Linked DNA regions of Homo sapiens: region 1 is linked to region 2. The links are chromatin contacts, found by Hi-C or POLR2A ChIA-PET in ENCODE. All regions are on one chromosome and are shown on one strand. Each heading gives the region's core, a stretch centred on a gene start or an enhancer-like site at or near the end of the contact. The rest is flanking DNA. Distances are from core to core; before and after follow the strand shown.

What was found. Hi-C counts contacts between places; a loop is a spot of excess contacts on that map. ChIA-PET counts read pairs that join two places held with the same protein, here RNA polymerase II (POLR2A). Pooled maps may share reads with other maps.
Region 1: a map of Panc1 shows a loop between it and region 2 (10-fold over the local background). The contact joins the promoter of CLDN34 here to the enhancer-like site in region 2. A Hi-C loop is called at or near these places in 5 of 168 maps with a recorded cell type or tissue (GM12878, IMR-90, K562 and 2 more), 2 of 37 single-sample maps with no recorded cell type and 9 of 50 pooled maps. POLR2A ChIA-PET finds 5 or more read pairs at or near these places in 4 of 52 experiments (AG04449, AG04450, SK-N-SH and 1 more).

Annotation. Positions count from the first base shown.
Region 1 is chrX:9,966,087-9,972,349 of GRCh38, forward strand. It overlaps CLDN34 (claudin 34), which reads left to right and starts at 1,272. Exons shown (of 1, transcript NM_001195081.2): 1 at 1,272-2,266. The coding sequence starts at 1,272. The coding sequence ends at 1,916.
Region 2 is chrX:9,879,654-9,885,851 of GRCh38, forward strand. All of the region lies in intron 2 of SHROOM2 (shroom family member 2), which reads left to right. Among named protein-coding and RNA genes, the nearest start is that of CLDN34, 85 kb to the right of the region's middle. Within about 2 kb of position 3,063, at least 2 of the 41 ENCODE cell types and tissues checked have a DNase peak (open chromatin) inside an H3K27ac peak, as active enhancers do; they include endothelial cell of umbilical vein, where a contact is called at or near this core.

The DNA of each region.
Region 1 (6,263 bases), core at 22-2,521, 85 kb after region 2:
GTATGATCCCCATTTTGAAAAACAGGCAAAATAGAAGTAAGATGTGTGGGGATGCATGCTGAGATGACAAAACTATGAAAGCAAGCAAGGAAGTGGGAATATTGTGTATCTGAAATGAAATGCTGGCTCCATGGGTGTTCACCCCACCATCGTTCATTGAGCTGCACACTTGTGTGCTTTTCTATATGTGTGTGACCCTTCACAATCCAAATAGCTTAGAAAAAACTCAGAATCTCTCAAACCCAGTTAAAAATGTCTCCTAATAGCTTAGGATGTAGATTTTCAGTTCGATTTGTATCTATGATTATATCGTACATATTATTTTGAAACATGTAATTTGTATTTGAAATATTACGGACACCTCCCTTTTGGTCACACAGAATGTCAACTAGAATGGCTGTCATGAAAAACATTAAAAATACCAAATGTTGGAGAAAATATGAAGAAACTGGAACCTCCATCATTGCTGGTGGGAATATAAAATGGTGCAGCCACGTGGGAAAACAGTTGAGCAATTTACAAAAAGTTAAATGCGCACTTAACATATGAACCACCAATTTCACTCCTAGGCATCTACACCAGATAAACAAGGACATATGCCCATACAAACTTTTATATTCAAGTGTTCATGACAGCATAGTTTATAATGGCCAAAACATGGCACCAAACCAAATGTCCAAAAGCTGATGAATGAACAAACTGTGGTCTACCCACACAATGGAACACCATTCAGCAATGAAAAGGGACAACCTTCTCATACCTGCTGCAACATGGATGACCCTTGGAAACGTGCCATGTGAAAAGAGCCACACAAAACTCTTATACCTTGTATGATTCCATTTGTATTGTCAATGTTGGCGTATAGCTCCATCGCGTGGACATAGCATAAATTCCTTCACCAAGCCCTGTTGTTGGACTTGACGTTGTTCCCCGGTTTCCAATATTACAAGCAATGCTGTGAGGACCATCTTTGTGGCTACATATTTGTGGCCGACCTTATTCATGTCTTTGCACCAATGCCCAGAAGTGGAACTGCCAGTCTGAAGGTGTGTGCATTTTAAAGCTTTCGGGAAATATCGCGGAGCGGCCCTGCACAAAGTTTGCTCAGACTGCACTCCCACCAGCAGATCTAGAGGGTCTAGTGTCTCCTTTCTCCAATACAACACCTCCCTCTTGGCGCTACTCACCCATGGGAGGCTGTCCCAGGTCCCAGGGTCCCCCCGCTCACCATGCTCTGTATTTGTTTGTAGTTTCCTGGGTGCGCTGCCACCATGGTCTGGTTCTGCAACAGTGCCGACTGCCAATTTTCAGTCTTCGCCCTTACCACCATAGGATGGATCCTCTCCTCTACGTCCACGGGCCTCGTGGAGTGGCGAATATGGTACATGAAAGACACCTCGCTCTACCCCCCTGGAATCGCCTGCGTGGGAATATTTAGAGTCTGCATTTACCGGCGTCGCACCAACAGCACCACAACCAAATTTTGTTACCGATACAGCTACCAGGACACCTTTCTCCCTTTTGAAATTTCCATGGCTCAACGCTTCCTACTGACTGCCAGCATTTTCGGATTCTTCGGGAGAGCCTTTAACATGTTTGCACTTAGAAACATGTCCATGAGAATGTTTGAGGAGGACACCTACAATTCATTCGTTGTTTCAGGAATTCTCAACATTGCTGCTGGTGTCTTTAACTTAATTGCTGTGCTCCAGAACTACGATGCCGTCATAAACTCACAGGGGATCACCTTCCTGCCATCTCTCCAAATGCCCTTCAAGCCAGATGTGCAGGAAGTTGGCACTGCCATTCAAGTGGCAGGGATAGGTGTCTTGCCGATGCTGTTAACTGGGATGTTTTCTCTGTTTTACAAATGTCCCCCGTACGGCCAAGTGCATCCTGGTATTTCAGAAATGTGAATTTCCTGGTTGCATTGGCTTTGCAAATCTAAGATTTCTGGGAGTTTATGGAAAATGTTATTAGCATGCTCTACCAAATATTTCCAACGACTCAAGACCGTGGCATGGGTAGTTTGGGACAGAAGGTGGCCAACTGCCTCCTTCTGTTATCTTGTGTATCTGAATGTGGCTCACTGATTTGTTGGTTGAATTGAGAACTTTTATTTAAAAGTCTTCCCACCTGCCAGTTGGTCTTATTGCATCTGAATTTTAATTATTGTTGGCTACAGCAAATAATCAACCCTGTAAACTAAGAGTAGGGAAATAAGAGTTTCTGAGTACATTAACTTCTCACATTTCCCTCTTAAACTTTTGCTACAAACAATCATAGGCCAGGCATGGTGACTTACGCCTGTAATCCCAGCACTTTGGGAGGCCGAAGTGGGAGGATCACTTGAGGCCAGGAGTTCAAGACCAGCCTGGGCAGCATAGCAAGACCTGGTCTCTACAAGAAAAAAAAAAAATAGCTGGGTGTGGTGGTGCGTGGCTGTGATTCTAGTTACTTGGGAGGCTGAAGTGCGAGGATCACTTGAGCCCAGGAGTTGGAAGCTCCAGTGAGACGTGATGGCACCACTGCACTCCAGCCTGGGCCATATAACAAGACCCTGACTCTTTAAAAAAACTCCAATAAACAAAAAACCAAGAATGGACCTTATTTTCTATGTCATGGTAATAACATCTCCCTACCATATAAAGTTTTCTAAAATGTGCAAAAGTAGAGAGGATAGCATAAGGAATCTCCACACACCCATTGCCAGACTCCACAGTTACTGAGATTAGGGCACTTCTGCTTTCTCTTTCCATTCTTTTACCTTTCTAATCTATGTTTCTTTTTCCCAAGTTTTTTTTTTTTTTTGAGACAGAGTCTTGCTCTGTCGCCTGGACTTGAGTGCGGTGGCGTGATTTTAGCTCACTGCAACCTCTGCCTCCCAGGTTCAAGCGATTCTCCTGCCTCAGCCTCCCGAACAGCTGGGATTACAGGCACCTGCCACCATGCCTGGCTAATTTTTGTATTTTTAAAAATATTGGGGTTTTACCATGTTGGCCAGGCTGGTCTCAAACTCCTGGCCTCAAGTGATCCGCCTGCGTCGGCCTCCCAAAGTGCTGAGATTACAGGTGTGAGCCACTGCACCCGGCCTCTTTTTCCTAAGTATTTTAAAGCAAACCCCAGACACCATGTCCCAGACACCATGTCCCTTCATCCCCATATACTCTTAAAAAGTGGACACTTCTCACATAACCATATATGTAAAAAACTGAGCAGTTATTCCTCATTATGAAATAGTCAGAATGTTTAGATGCCTTAAAAATAATTCTGTAGTTTTATTTGTCCCACACAAAGTGCTCACTCTGCCTCTGAAGTGTCCATCTAAAACACTCCCCCAGTGCACGCGCGCACACACACACACACAGAGCAACCCCTCTGCCTTTTTTTTTTTTTTTTTCCCTGAGGCAGGGTCTCACTCTGTCACCCAGGTTGGAGTGCAGTGGCATGATCAAGGATTGGTGCAGCCTTGACCTCCAGGCTCTGGTGAGCCTCCCACCTCAACCTCCAAAGTAGATGGGACTACAAGCGTGCACCACCATGCCTGCCTAATTTTTTGTATTTTTATAAAGATGAGGTCTTGCCATGTTGCCCAGGCAGGTCTTGAACTCCTGGGCTCAAGCGATCCTCTTGCCTCAGCCTCCCAAGCACTGAGATTACATGTGAGAACCACCGTGCCTGACCTCATGTGCCTTTTTAATAAATGATTTTGATTTGCTGAAGAAAGTGGATTAATTTAACTCGTTACCTCTAGAGGCTTGATTAGAGTCCTGGTCAGTTCTCAGGAAGAGTATTTCATAGGTGGTACCACGTACTTCCTGCTGACTGCACTATGCCAGGGGTACATGGTCATTATCCCTTTCAGTGATGCTAACATTGATCAGTGGATCCATGAAGGGAACGCCTGATCCCTTTTGTAAGTTGCTTCATAAAACTTCCACCCAACCCTAATGGTTTCATCTATTGATGGTCCTTGTTAGAATAAATTATCGCACTGAGGATTGCGAGTGGTGACCTTTCCTTTCTTCCATCCCTCCCCCTCCCTCTCTCCCTCGTTCCCTTCCTTCCCTTCTTCCCTCTCTCCCTTCCTTCCTTCCCTCCTTTCCTCCTTTCCTCCTTTCATTCTCTCCCTCCCTCCTTCCCTCCTTCTCTTTTTCTCTTCCTCTCTCCCCCCCTCCCTCTGTTCCTCCTTCATTCCATCCCTCCCTCCCTCCCCTCCTCTCCCTCCCTTTTTCCTCCTTCTCTTTCTCCCTTCTTCCCTCTTTCTCTTCTTCCATCTTTCTCTTCTTCCCTCCTTCCCTAATTCTTTCCCTCTGTTTCTCTTTCCCTCCTTCCCTCTCTCCATCTCTCCCTCCTTCCCTCCTTCCCTCCTTCCCTCCTTCTCTCCCTCCCTCCTTCCTTCCTTCTCTTCTTTCCCTCCCCTCTTCCCTCCTTCTCGTCCTCCCTCCTTCCCTCCTTTTCTCCTTCCCTCCCTCCCTCCTCTCCTCCTTCTCTCCCTCCCTACTTCCCTCCCTCCCTTCTTCCTACAGGAATCTCTGTCGCCCAGGTTAGAGTGCAGTGGCAGGATCATGGGTCACCGTAATCTCACACTCTTGAGCTCAAGCAACCTGCAACCCTCCCGCCTTAGCCTTCCAAGTAGCTGGGACGGGAGGTGTGTGCCACCATGCCCAGCTAATTTCTAATAAGTTTTTGTAGAGATGGGATCTCACTATGTTGCCCAGGCTGGTCTCCCACTCCTGTCCTCAAGCAATCCTCCTGTCTCGACCTCCCAAAGCTGCAAGTGGTGACTTTCTAATGTGAACATTCTAGCCAGATATATCAGCTGGGATGCTTTTGTGTGAGGGTCTATGGTCCCAGCTACTTGGGAGGCTGAGGTGGGAGACTCTCTTGAGCCCAAGAGTTGGAGACCAGCCTGGGCGAGACCCCATCTCTAAAAAAAAAAAGTTTTCCCTCATCAACTATGGCTATTTGGTTACTCTAAAATTCAGTGCACACCCAAAAAAAGGGAGAGTAAATGCTTCGTTCTTTTCTCCAATTGTTGATTTCTAGAGTGAAAAAGGAGAATTAGGGTTGACCAATGTATTGGTTGTTTTTACTATTTCTGTTGTTTTTTTTTTCTTTTTTTGAGACAGGGTCTCAATGTCGCCCAGCTGGAGTGCAGTGGTGCAATCTTAGCTCACTGCAACCTCCACCTCCCAAGCTCAAGTGATCCTCCAACCTCAACCTGGAGAGTAGCTGGGACTACAGGTGCACGCCACCATGCCAAGCTGGATTTTGTATTTTGTAGAGACAGCATTTCACCGTGTTGCCCAGGCTGGTCTCGAACTCCTGAGCTCAAGCTATCTGCCTGCCTCGGCCTGAACTCATGAAATTGTTTCTGTGTTTTTATTTTGGAAATTTTCAAGTGCATTACAAAGTAGAGAGGCTACGGCCTCAGCCTCAATCATTATCAATATCCGACCAGCCGTGTTTCAGCCCTACCCTTACTCCCTGTCCTGTCTCCACCACGGATGATTTTAAATAAATCCCTGGCAATATGTTATTGTATCCACAAATACTTCTATATGTATCTCTCAAAGATACAGACCTCTTACTCTTTTTTTTTTTTTTTTTTTGGAGTCTCACTCTGTCACCAGGCTGGAGTGCAGTGGCGTGATCTCTGCTCACTGCAACCTCCACCTCTCGAGTTCAAGTGATTCTCCTGCCTCAGCCTCCCGAGTGACTGGGATTACAGGCGCGTGCCACCATGCCCAGCTAATTTTTTGTATTTTTAGTGGAGACGGGGTTTCACCGTATTGGCCAGGATGGTCGCGATCTCCTGACCCGGCCTCCCAAAGTGCTGGGATTACAGGCATGAGCCATCGTGCCCAGTCCTCTTATTCTCTTTAACATAACCACATTGCCACAATCACACCAAAAAGTTAACTTCTTTTTTAAATTCGTTTTTATTTTTTAAATGAAAAAATATATGTAAACAAATTTAGATGGGTGTCTCACTATATCGCACAGGCTGGTCTCGAAGTTTTGGGCTCGAGCAGTCTGCCCACCTCGGCCTCCCAAAGTGCTAGGATTACAGGCATGAGCCACCATGCCTGGCCAGTCATTTATTAATATATTCAAATAGTCAGTGTTCACATTTCCCTAGTTATCTCATAAATGTTTGTAACAGTAACCTGTGGGTTTTTATATGTTCCATATGTTTCACTCAATTGCATTCATCCTTCCTTTTTATGATCAAATTGTCCCATCTTTGGCAGTAGAGC
Region 2 (6,198 bases), core at 1,813-4,312:
TTTTGCCTTAGTGTGTGGTTTAGCTAATTTAATCAGATGAATCAATGTTTGCAAATAGTGATGGTTTCTAATATAGTAAGACTTACAGAGAATGTTTAGCTTATTTTTGTGTTGTTTTGGGGTCTCTGGAGGACCTGTATGTGCTATGCAGTGGGATCCACACTGTACAGGTTAAGTTTATTTTGAGGTTCAAGGAATTGAGAAGTTAGCATTAGCCTTAACGATGAAGTTTAAATGACTTTTATTTTTTTATCGGTTCCACAAATGATGTAGACTTTTATTTTTTAAAACAGAGCAGCTGTAATGAGATCCACCAAATTGAAAGCCCTGAGCTTTAGGAGAAAAGGTTGATCTACACTGGTTGAATTCCCAGTTTGCTATTGGCTTGGAAAGAAGAGTGTTCTGGTGAGATTTTGAGAGCAGACTCTGGGAATGTCCTCTCTTGAGACTTGAGGGCGCAGGGATCTGGGGACAGGTCTTGGTGTCTGTCATCTGGGAGGTAGTGTCCTGCGAGAGGCAGCAGCCCAGCAGACACCAAGGGCCCCTGGGATCACGTGCTGACCTCTTAGTGGGCTTAGCAGGGCAGGAGGCCCACATGTGGCTTCTGTCCAGTGTGCCACTCGCCCTTGCAGTCACCCCTAAAGGACAGGTAGATGAGGCCTTTGCAGGTCGAGACGTCCCCAAAGGCTCTGTCTGTCCCACATGGAGCACACTGAGCGGGTCCCCTCTCTGTCCATCCCGTCCTTGGCTGTGGTGGCACTGGCACGCTGTGGCATGCTCTGCCCTGCACTGGCCGCTTTGTCCAGATGGAGACAAACGTGCTTTCAGTGTGTTGCCAAGGGGCAGGGAGAGGTGATATTGGCAGAGCCATGAGCGATGGCTGCCCGGCAGGTCATAAAGGCGGAGTAAATGTCGCCTCTTCTTAGAACTGTCACCTCAAGCCCGGTTACCACTAACACCCATTGGTTCCAAGGTGGGAGAGTTTGGGGGAAGAAATGAAGTACCCGACACAGCCTTGGCCCTTTCTACAAAGTGAGGGGCATACCTTATCTGTAACAAAAGCCTGTTTTTTTTGTTGTTGTTGTTTGTTTGTTTTAATGTCACTTGCTAATTTATTCACACAAAGAAAATGCTCCATAATGAAAACAACTTCATCCCATGTCTCCCTCCCACCCACACACACTCAAACCCCTCCTGTCCCCAACTGCAAGATGCGTTCCTACGTCTTGGCTATCTGAAGGTACTTTTAGAACCAAATCCTCATAAAAACCATTTAGAATAGTTGCCTGATAACTTGGTTTTATTGTTAAAGAAAGCCTGTTTGTGGCAGTTAGAGTCCAAAGGCCTTTGGAATGGAATGGAGTGGCATGTTTAAGGAGAGTGCTCAGAAGGCTTTGCTGAATGGTAGTCATGACAGCATTGATGGGGAGGTGAAGTGGGCTGATTAAATAACTCGAGTAGTTCCGACGTCCAGACCATGTTTTGGTAAGGTAGCCAGCGTCATGGACAGGGCAGGTAGCAACAGTTCTCTGCACCACGGAGGGTAGTTGTACCATTTACTCTGCTGGTTGTGGGTGTGCTTGCCTTTAATAGTACGGAAAGCAAGGTCATTGGTCTGCAGTTATAGTAAATGACAAAGAAGAGGAAGGAATCAGATCTTTCTTCAGTGATTTCACTACTTTGATTTGCCAACTATGACATGGTGGTTTATTAAATGTAAAGACACAGAGGAATGTTCTCTGGCTCAATGCCCTTGCAAAGAAAAGGATGCCTGCCACCCTCTCGGTGAGATGATAAGTGATCAAATAAGGGAAGATTTTTATCAGCCATTCGGCATATGTCGATCCCATGTGAGTGGACGTCTGGCTTACCATAGTGACCACATGTGCAGTGGTATTTAATAGTTCTCTGAATGTGTATAGGATCTGTAAAAAGTTTGGAATAAAAGCACAAGCTTCCTTTGGAGAAATGTGATTTAGTTGTAATAGCATTTCACTACTGCCACATTCAGTTCACCTGTGGTGGTAGTGCCTGTAACTTTGCATTCAGAGGAATTCGTGGACCTTCCTCCCTCTGCCTCCCCGATTTTGCCACTGAGTTTCATCTCTTTTCATGGTCTGGGCTCAATGTTTCTTTGCTGTGCTGTGACTGTAAAGTCTCTTTTATTGGTTACTTTCCCTAAACCTCGTATCTCTTCTCTATACCTTGGTTTTTGTTTTTCTATGAAGAGTATCTTCTTAACTCTTCTAGTACCTTGAGTAACCATGGGCTCTGGGAAGGGAATTTGAGGACAAATTGAGTAAAAATACAGTAAATTATTATGGGCTTTATGTAATGAGCAGAACATCAGAAAGGGCTAGGTGGGGATATTGTTTGCTGAGCTCTAGTGGGCAGAATTCCACAAAGGGCTAGGGGAGATTGTTTCTTGAAATCTCTTTCCTTTCCCTTTGCGTCTATTTACATGGCTAGAGCGCTTTATACATAGCATAGCATTTAGAGAACAGCAGTCTGCAATCCCTTGTTGCTTTTTTTTTTTTTTTTTTGGTATGGCTTTTGCCATGTGTATACTGATATGTTGACTCAACAAGTTAAACTTTTTGTGTCTTTTTTCTTATATCCGTGGTGTTCATCCTTAGGGCTATATAAAACGAGTCATATTAATGACTGCACACTTGAATGTGCTGAGTTTCTTTGCCAACAAATTCATTCTGTTGAAACATAGCCAGGAAATTGTGTGGGTGCCCTTTTTAAAACATCAAGCTGAATGAAATGATGATTTGACACCTGGGGCATATATATGGTTGAACACAAGTGGTTTGGATACTGGGACAGCGATCGTCTTTTTTTTTCCTTTTCTTTCCAACAGTAATGGGTTTATAGAAATGAACATTACAGAGGTTAATGGGAAAAACAAGTCATTCGGGTCTGCTCCACTCCTCTGTTCTGTGCCGCTCGGTTCTGCCTGTGGCTTCTGTGGCATTCCTCTGCAGTCTTTTCTGCCATAGGACCCAGGTTGAACACCAGAGGTGGAGGCCAGAGGCGGGGCACGCTCTTGCTAGGGGTGAGGCAGGCAGGCTGGCCAGGTGGAGAGCAACTCTGGGGCTCTCACCCCACGTGAATGCTGCTGCTGGGCCCTGGCGTTTGCTTACAATGAGGCTCTGATGTCTCAGTTTCAGCTACTTAGGTCATTTGGGAATTTTTATCTTGCCTCAGTTCTCTTCATGTTTAAAAGCAGGAACTACTTGCCTCTTATCTCCTAGGACCATAGACTTTATCAGACATGATGTCACCATTCACGCAGGCATTGCCGCACCACTGCCTGGGAAAAGACACTGCATATAAATCTTCCCACAGTGCCTTTAGGGGGCGACTTTTCTTATAGAAAATACATGCAGAGTTAACCATTTCTAGAGTGCTCTGGCGTACTTGTATACATTCATGTGATGTATGTGAGAAGCACTCCCACCACGTGGTTAAAATCATTCCTTTAGGTCCCGTCTTCCAGGAGCTTGCAGCTGAGTGGGCTGAAGAGCTCTCACAAGTGCGGACTCAGAGAGGAAGGAAGGGTGGAAGTTGATCCAGGAAAGTCTTTGCTGAGGACAGGCCAGCGGAGCGATCCTTTGTAGCTGAGCCAGTTTTGAGAGGCAGATATAAACGTCTGCCAGCCATACTAGGTGCTCCAAAGCTGGAAGCCATAGCTGGAAGTTCTAGTGAGAACAGTAGAGGGGGAGGCTTGGGAGAGGGAGGTGGAAACGTAGGATGGGGCCAGCACCCAGTGGCTCACACACAGCTGCTCAGGTGGTGCAGACACTCCTGTCCCACTGCAGCCCAGACTTCCTTGGTCTTGGGGAAATGAGAATTTGCTTTATCTGCCAAGACCCTAGATGCTACAGACGCTGCCGGCCCAGGGAGCATGCTCTGAGAACCCCTGGACTAGACCACAGAGAACCTAGGAGCATGGACTTCCTTTTGTGGAAACTGGGAGCAGCTGATGGTTCTAGAGTGAGGGCAAGACCTGGCCAGGGCTGTGTTGCATGCAGGGAGACTGATCTGGCAGGAGGTGCAGGCAGACTGGGAGAGGAAGAAGCCTTCCGGAGGATTGGCAGGAAAAGGAAGGAAGCAGAGTCAGAGCTGGGGTTCATTTGATGTTTGCAGAGAGGTGGTTTTTGTTTAAAGGATTAGAAGAGTGTGAGCAATTGCCAGGTAAATTCCCTTCTCCCCAGACCCTGGGGTCTGACATCAGGAAGCTTGTCACAGTCCCTGAGGCCCCCAGACTGTTTCCAGGGCTTCCCATCCTGGACCGGTATCTGCAAGGCCTTTCCAACTGCAGACTCTTCTTTCAAAACCTGCTCTTCCTTATCTCCAAGAAGCCCTTAGAAACTATTATTTATCTGTTTTCCCACAAAACGTTCCTCAGCTCCCAGTGTAGGCCAAAAGCCCCCCACGTATGTAATACCACCAACACCCCCCGCCCCCCATCGCAGTTTCCAGGCAGGGGGACCAGGTGGGCCTGTGTTTCAGACCGTAGGCTCCCAGCAGGCCAAGGCGCCTCCCCTCCCAGACCCTGCCTTGGCCTCCAGCCAGTGCTCTTACTGTGCACTTAGTTAGCTGGGGGCACGAAACACAAACTATTTGTCTTGGGAGGAGGTGCTTCTTTGCTTTCTTCTAAAAGGTTAGGAAAATAACCCAACACTCGTGATTTTTTTTTTCTTTTCTTTTTTTTTTTTTTTTTTTTTAGTTTGAGGGAAGGGAAGGAATTCTGCTCTTTGTGAATAATAAAGATTTCATTGAAGCAGTTCTTGTAATAATTCCTTTTAAAAATAAAACAGGATATTTGATATCTAATCTGTTCTTTCTTTTTTTTTAGAGATGGAGTCTTGCTCTGTCACCCAGGCAGAAGAACAGTGGTGCAATAATAGCTCGCTGCAGCCTTGAACTCCTGGGCTCAAACATACAGCTGTTGTTCTTAATGTTCAATGACATCCTAGCATTTTTTTATATTTGTGTTCTAAACCCTGTCCTTTAAAAAAAAAAAAAAAAAAACCCAAACACTACCTAGCATATAAAATTACTCTAAAAAATTGAAGTAAGTTTCAATGAAGTTTGGTATACAATCCATGGGGAAGGGATTTCAGGGGAACCCACCATTAGAATGAATCATTCCATCTGGAGTACCAGAAAACTCGATATTGTCGATACCATGGTGTTTTGTTATATGAAAGGAATAGTATGCATTGGCTAAACATTATGTTTTGGAAGAATGATAATGGCCTGGGCTGGGTGTGGTGGCTCATGCCTGTAATCCCAGCACTTTGGGAGGCCGAGGTGGGAGGATTGCTTGAGCCCAGGAGTTCAAGACCAGCCTGGGTGACATGATGAGACTTCATCTCTTTAAAAAATTTTTGAATTAAATAAATAAAATTTTTAAATGATAATGGCTTGGGAGAATGATCACAAAACCAGGCAGACTGGGGAAAGAAAGGCACTCGTCAAGTCTGCAGGATGAAAGGGAATACACAGAAACATGTCTGTCCTGCACATGAGACCCACGGTTCTAGGGACAAGGTGGTTTAAAGTGTTTAAAGAGTGCGTGGCTTGTGCAGGAGGAAACACCACAGCCTTCAGTCTACTCAAGTCCTTCTGGGAGCCCTTGAAACTCAGCCAGAGGGACCGGGAGTGTAGGCGGGCTCTAGGTGGCGCCAGAGCACTCTGTCCCCAACTCCACGGGTCTGTGATTGAGCGACCAGCATGTAGGGGCTGAAGGTCCTCCCCACCATCTCCTTATCAACACCAATCCAGCCATTTCAGAGGTGCCAACAAACAGAAACCACTCTGACCCCGGCTTGATCCCCAAATACATTCATTATGCACCAGGAAATTCAGAAGACTTGAGAAAAAAAGCATATATATTAGTAAATTTTCACTGTCCACAGTAACCAAGATATCTTCAGTTAAAGCAGAAAGAGTGCAACTCTTTTCACTGTGTGTCTTCATTTGCTTATTTAAAAAATTATCCCTAGGCCAGGTACAGGGGCTCACGCCTGTAATCCCAGCACTTTGAAAGACCGAGGCAGGCAGATTTCTTGAGCCCAGGAGTGTGAGACCAGCCTGGGCAACATAACGATACCCCATCTCTCATTATACAAAAAGTTAGCTTGGCGTGGTGGTGTGTGTCTGTGGTCCCAGCTACTCAAGAGG